2 separate regions of the Homo sapiens genome follow, and region 1 is linked to region 2. The links are chromatin loops, found by intact Hi-C in ENCODE. Cell type or tissue: heart right ventricle. All regions are shown on one strand. Each heading gives the region's core, and the rest is flanking DNA. Links, peaks and the distances in the headings are about the cores only. Region 1 has its middle 350 kb from the start of OCA2. Region 2 overlaps OCA2 (OCA2 melanosomal transmembrane protein).

Evidence for each region. Hi-C counts contacts between places; a loop is a spot of excess contacts. Peaks named below come from ENCODE experiments on the same cell type or tissue, not always from the same donor. Only the 100,000 strongest peaks of a DNase experiment are listed, where the experiment ranks them.
Region 1: it touches region 2 in a loop (5-fold over the local background); 1 of 110 quality-filtered maps calls a loop at or near these places.

Annotation. Positions count from the first base shown.
Region 1 is chr15:27,741,962-27,747,332 of GRCh38, reverse strand. It overlaps a transcript of OCA2 not described here. Among named protein-coding and RNA genes, the nearest start is that of OCA2, 350 kb to the left of the region's middle. In heart right ventricle, for the core only: no CTCF peak of the experiment used is centred there; no DNase peak of the experiment used is centred there.
Region 2 is chr15:27,794,605-27,799,975 of GRCh38, reverse strand. All of the region lies in intron 23 of OCA2 (OCA2 melanosomal transmembrane protein), which reads left to right. Among named protein-coding and RNA genes, the nearest start is that of OCA2, 300 kb to the left of the region's middle. In heart right ventricle, for the core only: no CTCF peak of the experiment used is centred there; a DNase peak (open chromatin) is centred at 2,029.

The sequences.
Region 1 (5,371 bases), core at 129-5,128, 53 kb after region 2:
CTTACTCACATTTCTGACTTTTACATTTTCTGCAGGACATTTGTTGTGCTGTATATAATCACAGTTCTTCCCATGTCACCATGCCCCAGCAGGGGTCCTTGCCCCATGTGACTGTCACAGCCATACCTCACCTGCACTGGCATGAGGCTGGGGTGGAGTCCCCTCCTCACTGTGTGGTTGTTGGTGGTGGGGGGCTGGAGGTGCTCACTGAGTCTGTCTGTGTGCCTGTTTCCTGGGCAGTGATCTGATGGTATTAATTTTCAAGTGGAGGAGACAGTAAGTGAAATTGATACATTTAGGAGTGATAAGTTTTGGGGAAAATGGAGTCAAGTCATTTAAACAGGTTCATTGGGAGGGAACATCTGAATGGATGTCTTGAGCCAGGGTTCTTGTTACAGCCAGGAGGTCTGTAGCATGAGCAGGATGAGTGAGGGTGGAACCAGGGTCTGATCCCACCAGACTGTAGGCCAAAGAGGGACTCTGGATCTTAGTGCCTGGGAGAAGCAGCTAGATAAATGGATGGGGATGTGGGAGAGAGGGGAGTACATCCCACTGTCCAAAAATGGTATGCTGTCTCCACTGCTGCATCAAAGGCCAAAGTTGGGTGAGGGAGGAGACTGACTTTATTTAGGCTGTCACCATAGGAGAACACCCCAGATCTGAAGACCAGTGTCGTGGCTGGGGGGTTATCCTGGAATTTTACAGGGATGGTTAACCAGTTGCAGAGGAGTTGACTCACAGCTAGGGTTGTTCCGCAGAAGAGGAAGTCTCCATCAGTTTTTGGAACAAGGATTGTTTTTCTTTCTAGTTAAGTAGTTTCAGGGGGAAAAAAGTTCTATTTATTTATTTATTTATTTATTTATTTATTTTTTAATACAGAGTCTTGCTCTGTCACCCAGGCTGGAGTGCAGCGGCACGATCTCGGCTCACTGCAACCTCCATTTCCTGGGTTCAAGTAATTCTCCTGTTTCAGCCTCCCGAGTAGCTGGGATTACAGGGATGCACCACCACTCCTGGCTAATTTAATTTTTGTATTTTTAGTAGAGATGGGGTTTCACCATGTTGGCCAGGCTTGTCTTGAACTCCTGACCCCGTGATCCACCTGCCTTGGCCTCCCAAAGTGCTGGGATTACAGGCGTGAGCCACTGCGTCCAGCCAAAAAGTTCTAATTTTAATGTTGATGAAGAGTGAAACGCTGTAAAATGTTTAAAGAGGTTTATTCTGAACCAAATATGAGTGACCAAGGCCTGAAGCACAGTCTCAAGAGGTCCTGAGAACATGTGCCCAAGGTGGTTGGGTTAGAGCTTGGTTTTATACATTTTAGGGGGGCAGAAGTTATAAGCAGACGTCAAGCAATACGTGTAAGGTGTACATTGGTTTGGTCCAGAAAGGTGGGACAACTTGAAGCAGGGGGCTTCCAAGTCATAGGTGGATTCAAAGGTTTTCTGATTGGCAATTGGTTGAAAGAGTTATTATCTAAAGACCTGGAATGAATCGAAAGGAGTGCTGGGGTTGTGGACAACAGGGTTCTGATTATGTGGGTGAAATCTCTTCAGCAGCTGCCCTTAGATGCTATAGATGGCAAATGTTTCCTATTCAGACCTTTAAAAGGTGCCAGAATCTTAGTTAATTCTCTCCTGGATCAGGAAAAGGCCTGGAAGGGAAGGGGGATTCTCTACACAGCGTAAATTTCCCCCCACAAGAGAAAGCATTGCAGGGCCATTTCAAAATATTTCAAAGTGTCAGACGTGTTCAAACCAGAGCAACTCCATCTTGGGTGAGGGCTAGGAAAATAAGGCTGGGACTTGCTGGTCTGCATTCCCAGAAAGTTAGGTATTTCTAGCCGCTAGAGGTTTACGGTTAAGGGAACAGACTGAGAAGGTTTACTAAACAGATCCAGACTTGGGAGTGTCCAGATATCCCAATATCTTGAGAATAAAGGCATTCCTAATTTTGCTTTAAGTATAATAATATTGATTCTTGCAAAATATGGTAATTAAGAAAATTAATCCTTTACTACAAACCCTTGTAACAGAGCACATCTCCCCATGACCTTTTTTTATCCTATATACATACACACACGAGCATTGTACCTAGGGTGGACACGTTTCCTCCTCTTACTTTTGGAAATGCCCGACTCCGTCTAAGGAGTAGCTGCACTTTCAACACTTTACTTTCTTAATAAACTTGCTTTTGCTTTGCATTGTGGACTTGCCCTGAATTCTTTCTTGTGGGAGATCCAAGAACCCTCTCTGGGGGTCGGGATCGGGACTCCTTTCCTGTAACAAAAGGAGTACATTTTGTGGTAAAATACTGCAGGTTCTTTCAGGGCCCGCTATCTGTCATGCGATGCTGCACTAGAGTCAGGTTGGAATTTGGTCTCTTACTGCTACAAAGGGTCTGCTCTGTCAGAATCTCTGGTCAATTGTGCCTGAATTCCAAAGGGAGGAGGGTATCATGAGACATGTCTGACTCAACTTCCCCTCATGGCCTGAATTAGTTTTCCAGGCTTCTTTGGAATGTCTTAGGCCAAGAGAGGGGTCCATCAGTCAGTTGAGTGGGGAAGGGTAGAAGTTTATTTCTTGTTGACATTACCTAATCAGAGGCAAGGAACAGTTTTAATGTTATCTAATCAATCATAAGTCGAACAGCAGGAGGTCAGAGGGTCTGTCTTTGGCTTTGTCAGCTGCATATACATGGGGCCCGGGTAATCCTGTCTGAACAGAGCAACATTCAAATAAAATTCATCCAGCAACTGAGAATAACTGAATATGGAATGTAAATCTTTACTGGAATTTTAACAGAGAAACCCAAAGGGCCAATGCAAAAACCATGGCCCACCTTGAGAAGAGCAAATCCTTTTTCTCTGCCTCTTGCCCCATCACCAGCCCTGCTGGCCTGACCCCTGGCTTTCCCTCCATCTCGTGCCCACGGTTCCCCCATCCAGCCCAGCCTCTTGCTTTCTCCATCCCTGCCTGCCCTTATTGTCAATGTCAAGTTCCCACCATCCTGCTTTTGCTTGCTTTAAATTCAGCAGCTCTTTTCCCGCATGATTTTAATGAATTTATCAACTTTTGAAAGACCACCATCCCCCTCCGCTGGCCCCACCAGGTCTTAAAGATCCAGGCTGAGGGTGCGGAGGGGCTGACACCCCGGATCTTAGTCATTGTTGTTGGCTGTCTTTGCCCTTGTTGCCTGCCTGTCTTTGGGGCTAAGGATGCTAAATCGAGGTGCAGGTGTTGCTGCAAGAGTGTCTGGGCCAGCTGTGGGCACTGCCCGAACTGACCTTCAGTCTTTCTCACAATACTTTATGGACTCTGCAGTGTAGAAAATCAGTGAGAGGTTTCCTGGGGGGATATGGGTTACAGGGAAGCATTTGTGGCCAGGGAGCAGCTGGTAGACAGTCAAAAGCAACGATGACGTGGTGGCCAGGTGTGAAGGTGAAAGGCAGGTGCTCAGGACCTGGCTGCGGGAGGGAAGCTGGCTGGCCTCGGGGCAGGGGTGCTGGTGAAGGAGGCTGCCGAAAGCCAAGGGCCGTCAGCTTCTCCAACTGCACAAGCTGATGGAATGCATTTGCCGTGTGCTATCTGGACATAATCTGTGCCTGAAGAGCAAGGATATTTGATCGAAACCCACTTGTCCTATGATGGTGAGCTCCTGGTGTAAGGACAGCAGGCATTTAGTTGCTGAATTCACTAATTCATGGCCTCCCTGGGCCCCACCGTGTTTCTGGGCCTGACACGTGGGCAGACCATCTGTGATATGGACAGAGGTGTGCTGTTGCATTGCTGACACTCTGGAATAAGCTTCCTGGGCAGACGGAGGAGAGCAGGAGCAAAATTCCACCAGAAGGCTTCTGGGAGGCTCTCTGCCCTGGTGTTCAATAAGCCCAGACGAGGGACCCTTGATAAGCATGCTGTTTTGTTGGATTGTAGCTGATGTTTCTCCTGGCAGCCTGAAAGCGACTGGAATAAACCTGTCCCCACCCCTTCTCAAGAGTGTGGCAGAGTGTCACTGTCCTCTTGCTCGTCTCCGCATCCATTGGCAGTGCAGCCCTTACAGACTTGTGGCCGTGCAGACTGGGATGCGTGCCATTCAGATTTCCTCTTGCCAGTAACTGGCAGCTGCCCTGGGTGGCCGGGCAGCCAGCTCCCCTGCAGATGCCTTTTGATAAAGTGCCACTGTGAGCCAGGGTACCAGGGTTCTCCCTTCCCAAGCATGTGGGTGCTAAGAGGCGAGATGTGCTATGCAGAGAAGCAGCAGGATCGCAGAGGCAGCCAATGGAGCCTTGCGGAATGTCTACCCTGATGGCATTTTATGCCATGGATAAATTAAAAACAAGCTTCCTAATTAAGTGCTTAATCGAATACTCAGCCTCCTGAGGTGTGTACAGAAGAAACGGAAGATGGCTTTTGGCCTCCAGGGGCTTTCATTAAGCATTCCATATTTCATCATTTTCTCCCGCTTCCTTCACTCCCCAAGGCCACGGCCATGTGTGCTGCTTCCAGACTTCTCAGAGGGCCTTATGTATGGTGAGCCCTTAAACAAGCTGTGTGTGGACTAACGCATCATTTCGGATTCTATCATACATATAAAGAGAGCTCGAGGTGCCTGAGGGATTCTTTTAGTGACAAAGCCAGATTATAGCCGGTTAGGTTCAAGCTGTTCTCGTTTTGCTCTCTTCAGCTCATCCTTTCCTCGTGTTTTGCCCAGCTTGCTTCTGCAGACAGTGTGCAGAAAGCTTTAAGGGAAGGTGGCCCGGTGCTGCATCCTCCATTGCCTATAAATCTTACCGGCCACAGCTCTGCCATCGTGCTTCTTCTGCCTCTCAGTCTTCAGCCTGGGATGGGACTCTTGGGGTGGGAGGTGATTGGCTTTTGTCCCCCTCCCACATGGCCCTTCCCTTGACCTATGCACAGTTGGTCTGGGCTGGTCCCACCTTTTGACAAATTCTTGAAGACTGACCTTTCCCCAAGCATACTGTCTGCTCCAAGGTTCCACAGCTGCTTTGCTGTGCATCAACATCATGCTTTAGAGCACTGGGGAATGATGTTTAACTTGCAATCTGCAGCCAGAGAGGCCCCATTTGCTTTGTCAGTGCCCACTCTCACCGCCCTTCCACCATCAAGGCCCAACCAGAAGGCAGGGCATGTGTTCTCTCCTCCCACCTTGCCCTGGACCTGGCATGGTGCTCTTCTCCCAGACAACACTGAGCACGTGTTGAAATGAACATATCACCTGCCTCCAAGCAAAGGCATAGCTGCCACAGTTCAGATACGTCTGCAATGTGTATTTCCTAAAACCATTATTTTCAGCAAAAGAAAATGTCAAGAGGAGGATGTTTAAATCCTTGTCTAAATGTCCAATCCTT
Region 2 (5,371 bases), core at 146-5,145:
AGTCTGTGAGGTTTCATGTGCTCTGGCCCCTTCCTGCCTGATCTCATCTCCTATAATTCTCCTCTTCATCACTCCAGCCTTTTTACCACTTTTTGAGCCCACTACTGGTGTGGGGTCTTCGTTGGCTGTTACCCCTCTCTGGAACTCTTGCCCATGATGAAGGGACGTGGCTGGCTGCTCACTTTTCTCAGATTTCTGTTCAATTTTTGCTAAAGTTTTTTTTTTTTTTTTTAGACGGAGTCTTGCTCTGTCACTCAGGCTGGAGTGCAGTGGCACCATCTCGGCTCACTGCAGCCTCCGCCTCCCAGGTTCAAGCAATTCTCCTGTCTCTGCCTCCTGAGTAGCTGGAATTACAGGCATGCACCACCACGCCCAGCTAATTTTTGTATTTTTAGTAGAGATGGGATTTCACGATGTTGGCCAGGTTGGTCTCGAGCTCCTGACCTCAGGTTATCCACTTGCCTTGGCCTCCCAAAGTGCTTAAAAGATATTTTATGTCTATGTTTGTAAGGGACATTGCCTTTTTCAGACAGGCAATTTTGACCACTCGAATTGTAGTAGGACTCTTGCACTCCTTTCCTCCCTATTTTTCTCTATACTGCTTTCTACCTCATATAGTGTATATGCATTTGTTCATTGTCAGTCTGTCTCAACTAGGGTTAAGGCTCCTGAGCACAGAGACCTCTACGTGTTCACTGCTGTGTGCCCAGGGCTAGAACAGTGCCTGCCTGCAGTAGGTGTTTAGTGTACTTTGAGTGAATGAGTGGATAATGTCCGTGGGGCAGCTTGGTCCATCTTTGCAAATGCAGAAGCGATCGTCTCCCCTGTTCCTCTGGAGTTTGCCTGACGATTGCAAAGAAAGTGGCTTCCATTCTGTTGAATAATGAGAATAATCATGTTTTTAAAAGCTACTTATTAAGAGCTCTCTTGTTTAATGAAAAACATTGTTTGGCTTTCTTAAGATCCAATTGTGATGCAGATCTCTCAACCTGCAGCTGGTCTCTCTCTTTATGTAACAGCCCATCTGGGTTGTGCTCAAGGAAACCATATTCTAAATGGAATTCTTTAAGGCCTTTTCAAATCAAGCTATTACATGGCTACATTGTGTCTCTGTACTTACTAGCCTAACTTTGTTAAATGCTTTGTAAATCCAAAAACCCGGAACATTTCTAAAGAAGGGCACAAAATGTAGTTACCTTGCGTGTTATTTTGAATGTTGGAATCAGCATCCAAACCCCACACCCACTGTTTGTGTAATAATTAATTAACGGGCATCTTCAATGGGCCTGGTGTTTTCTGTGTATTTGTTTAATGACAGAAAGTTTTTTTTTTTTCAAATTAATAAGAAAAGTTCAGGAAGACTTCCATAACTTTAGACAAATCCTGATCATCAGGGTCAGAGCGAGGAAGCAGGAGAATAATTTCATAACCCCTTCTTCCTTCACGGAGGATGTCTCAGTCTTCTGAAGTTATTTTCTCTGGGTCATGACCTCCTGCAAATGAAGACTTTTTCATATATAAACAATTATAAGTCATTATACAAAAAATGTTAAAATAGAAAACAAAATTGAAAGTAAAATTATATTACCTTTTTCAAAAACTCCTCTCCTACGGTAGAATTTGTTGGTACCTTTGGGGAAAAAGTATCACCAAAAAATTGGATGTTTGTTATTCCCACCTCTCTTAGGCAGAACCGAGCTCACAAGAGCTCCGGTCAGCCTCCTGTGAGCCAAGAAGAGGAAGCAAGACGATTGGTCATAGCCTGGCCCTTCCTCTTCCTCCAAGCTCTCCCCTCTGACCCCACCTCCCATCTTAAAAGACATTTTCATCTTCTTTTCTTAACCTGACTAATAAATAATTTAAATCAAAATGTTTGCTCTTTGCTTATCAGTGCTTGCCTAGCGACGGCATGTCACACGTAACCCTCTTGCCCACCCTGCACACCCTGGTGCCTGCACACCTGCTGCTCACATGCCCTCCCTGTCCTGGCGCCAGGCTGCTGTCTCAGGTCAGCTCCCGGGTAGAGTGCTTCCTGGCTGGCTTCCCAGCAGAGCCATTGCAGGCAGGCCAGGGCCAGGACTCAGGAAAGACTCTAGCGTGGCCAACATGGGAGCCCTCTCCAGCTTCTCCAGGCCCTTCAGGAAACATGGAGCCCCCAGGGTGCTCCTGTGTTTCCCGTTACTCCTCGCCCTCCAGTCTCTCTGCAGCTCATCCTCCTTGGGTGCATCTTAGTGAACCTGGTTCTGTCTGCTGCTGATAGACGTTTTCATCCAGCTTCAGAGTAATCTTATTCTAAACACTACCTGTCCACAGGCTAAACGTAACAAATTAAACTTATACTATTCATTTTTGTCCTAGACACTTAAGCTGCAATGCCATCATCCAGAGTGTTTCTGTGAGACCCCTGCCACAACAGCAATAATAGTCTCCGTTAATGTGAATGGAGCCTCTGCCTGCTGTGTTTCTGAACACGCCTGCCGCCCATGAACTGGAACAGAGCTGGGTCTGTTCTTCCCATAAACCGTTTCACAGACCTTGGTTTTCCTTCCCTTAAGGTCAAGGTCTAGCACAGCCAACATCAATTCTAAATTTCTTCTCTGTGTCTGGAGGGTACGGTTTGTGCTCTATAAAATCAGCCCCCTTTGCCTCCAGGGATTGCCATACACACAGGTAACTAGCAAGAAGATGGGGCATTGCAGGGGATTCTTGAGGACTCTGATGTCCAGCATCTGAGGCCCAATTCCTGTTGACCCACATTTTACTTCTGCAAAGGCTGAAATTCCATCTTTCAGAGCCAGCCCTTTAGATCAAAGCCTTTCCGCTCACCAGCAGCTGCTCCTCAAAGGAGGCGGGGGTGCCACGCTTCACCAGGGAGGTGAAGAGGTGAAGGGAGGCAGCAGCGCAGGGGACCCCAGTGAGGCTGTGTTCTGTGACTCCAGGAAATGCTCATGACTGACAGTGACTGTACCTGCGTGTGAAGTGGGTGATCCCCTGGTTCCTTCCTGTGAGGTTGGGAGAATCCTCTCCATCTGCTGGACAAAAACACTCTACCCTCACAGAGGGTTGCCAGAGAGCTCCAGGGCCCAGGGCTTGTGATTGGAGGGACACGGAGTGGGTAGGCGGGGCTGGAGAAACCTTGGATGAGGAAAAGGGGGAGCATGGGAGGCAGGTCTGTGCTTGCTACAGATTTTTCCGTATAGTTTTTCATGCAAGTTGCTGCTGATGGTGTTTGCTTCCAACCTGGGGCCAGGAAATGCCCGGCGGAGTTGGGAAGGGCAGTGCTCTGGACGATGATAGGCTATGCTCTGGCAGGACTCCGTGCTTAGCCCTGTTACACCTGCTGGAGGAAACCAGCACTCGCTGAGCACCTGCCCTGCCCTGACTCCGTGCTTAGACCTGTTACACCTGTTGGGGGACACCAGCACACACTGAGCACCTGCCCTGCCCAGACTCTCTGCTTAGCCCCATTACACTCTCTGGCGGACACCAGCACTCGCTGAGTACCTGCCCTGCCTGGCATGATGCTGAGTGCCCAGCACGTGCTGTTTCCTGCAGGTCTCCTGGGCATCCTGTTGACCATTGCCAGGTAAGGGTGCTGGTGTCCACGTGGGACAGGGGCTTGCTCATGCCCCTCAGGTGGCGAGAGGCCAGACTGGGGTCGTCACTGCTCTCTCTGCCCATGTCTAAGCCTTTCCCATCATACTGTGCTTTCTCTCATAGAAGTCTTAGAAACACATGTCTTAGTTGAAAATAAATTAGCATGGATGTCCAGGACTTGGTGTTGTTCCAACAAATAAAACAGCAAGTGCTGCCTGTTCCTCCAGTCAGAGAGTAGATGTGTGAATCAGCAGAACCTGAGGTCCTGCTAGAACCGTGGATGGCTGGAGCATCTTCTTTTCCCTTCTGGGAGTACGTAACCAGGCTGGTAGTGGTGCACAAGCATTAAAAACAAACTCAATTATGATGCTGCTGAAAGCACAAAAACAATGTGCTTGAGAACAACTATTGATTTTTTTCTTAAATAGGCAAATTCAAGTGACTTAAGTACATTCTGCTAAGTTATAAATTTACAAGTGAAACATGCCTGCATAATATAACCCTGTAACTTGTGGAGCTTTCTCCTCCCATACAATCAGCGATGTGGATGGAGACATACCGCTAAGAGTGGCTGTGAGAGAAGGCAGCTCTGGACCCATGTGGGGAGTAGAGCAGTGTGTGTTGGGGGAGTCTCTCCCTAATGGGGTTAAGCTGCCAGGCAGGGTGCCACCCCTTGGAGCTCTGCTTCTGACAGCCTACCCTGCTCTCAGGTCTTGGAAACTTGAACTGATAATTGTTTCAAAAAGATCCTTAATGATATGGAGAACTAGAGAGATGGTTGTTGAAGAGCTGATGCTGGTCTGTGGCGGAGCATCAGCTGAGAGAGAGGGTGAGAGTGGGGGGCCCGTTTGGTTGTAGTGCCAACTTGCCTGCTGAGGATCAGTGAGTTGGGCAAGGGAGGGGAAGGGAGAGAGCATTCAAGGAGACTCCTGAGCTTGTGGGTGGAGAAACTGGGTCAACAGCGGTGCCATTTATTGTGACAGAGAAGCTCTTGGTGGGAGGAGGAATGGAAGGAGCTTTCGATGGCTGAAAAATTCAGCCAAAGAGAAAGACACAAAAACATGTCCAAAATAGTTACTGTGAAAAGGCCAGGCCAACTCTGAACAATGACAGTGTCTGTGTAAAGTATGTAAAATACTCTATTAAATAAGGGTTCAGTACGGGTTGGAGCACAGACGCTACGGAAATGTGCTTATTTAAACTCTTTTCACCCAGATTGAAGGTTTTCCTGGGCACCAGTATTCCAAGGGAAGGTGACAGAGTCTTGTAGCAAGGTTAGGGTACAATCACTCCTGGAATGGAACGAACGTAAGCCACTCGGTGATTAACAAATTGGAAATCAGCCCCCTGTACAATATCTCCCACCTGCTTCCCATGCTATAGTGAGGGTCTGCCCTGCTGTCTTTTTAAATCTGACATCTGAACTACTAGAATAGATTGTTTTCTGTTAGTAGTTACATATTCTGAAAAGAACCAGAGATTGAAAATTCAAAAGTATAAATTATGCTTTGCCTTTGTGCTGAGGAAAAAAAATGCATTTGTTTTCATAGATCCTCCAAAACATGACCTTTTACATGGAACTTCTGCATAAAAATTGGCAATTGAGAAGGATGTAGGCATTCCAACGAGAATGCACCTGAACAGCATGTCATTTTTAAAGGCCTTCTCTACACCATCATTTGGGAGTGAGGATGTCTATTTCATGCATGTATATACTTTTCTTTTAAATTCCTGGCTCTACAACACACTTCCTTTTATCTAACGTACAGTGATC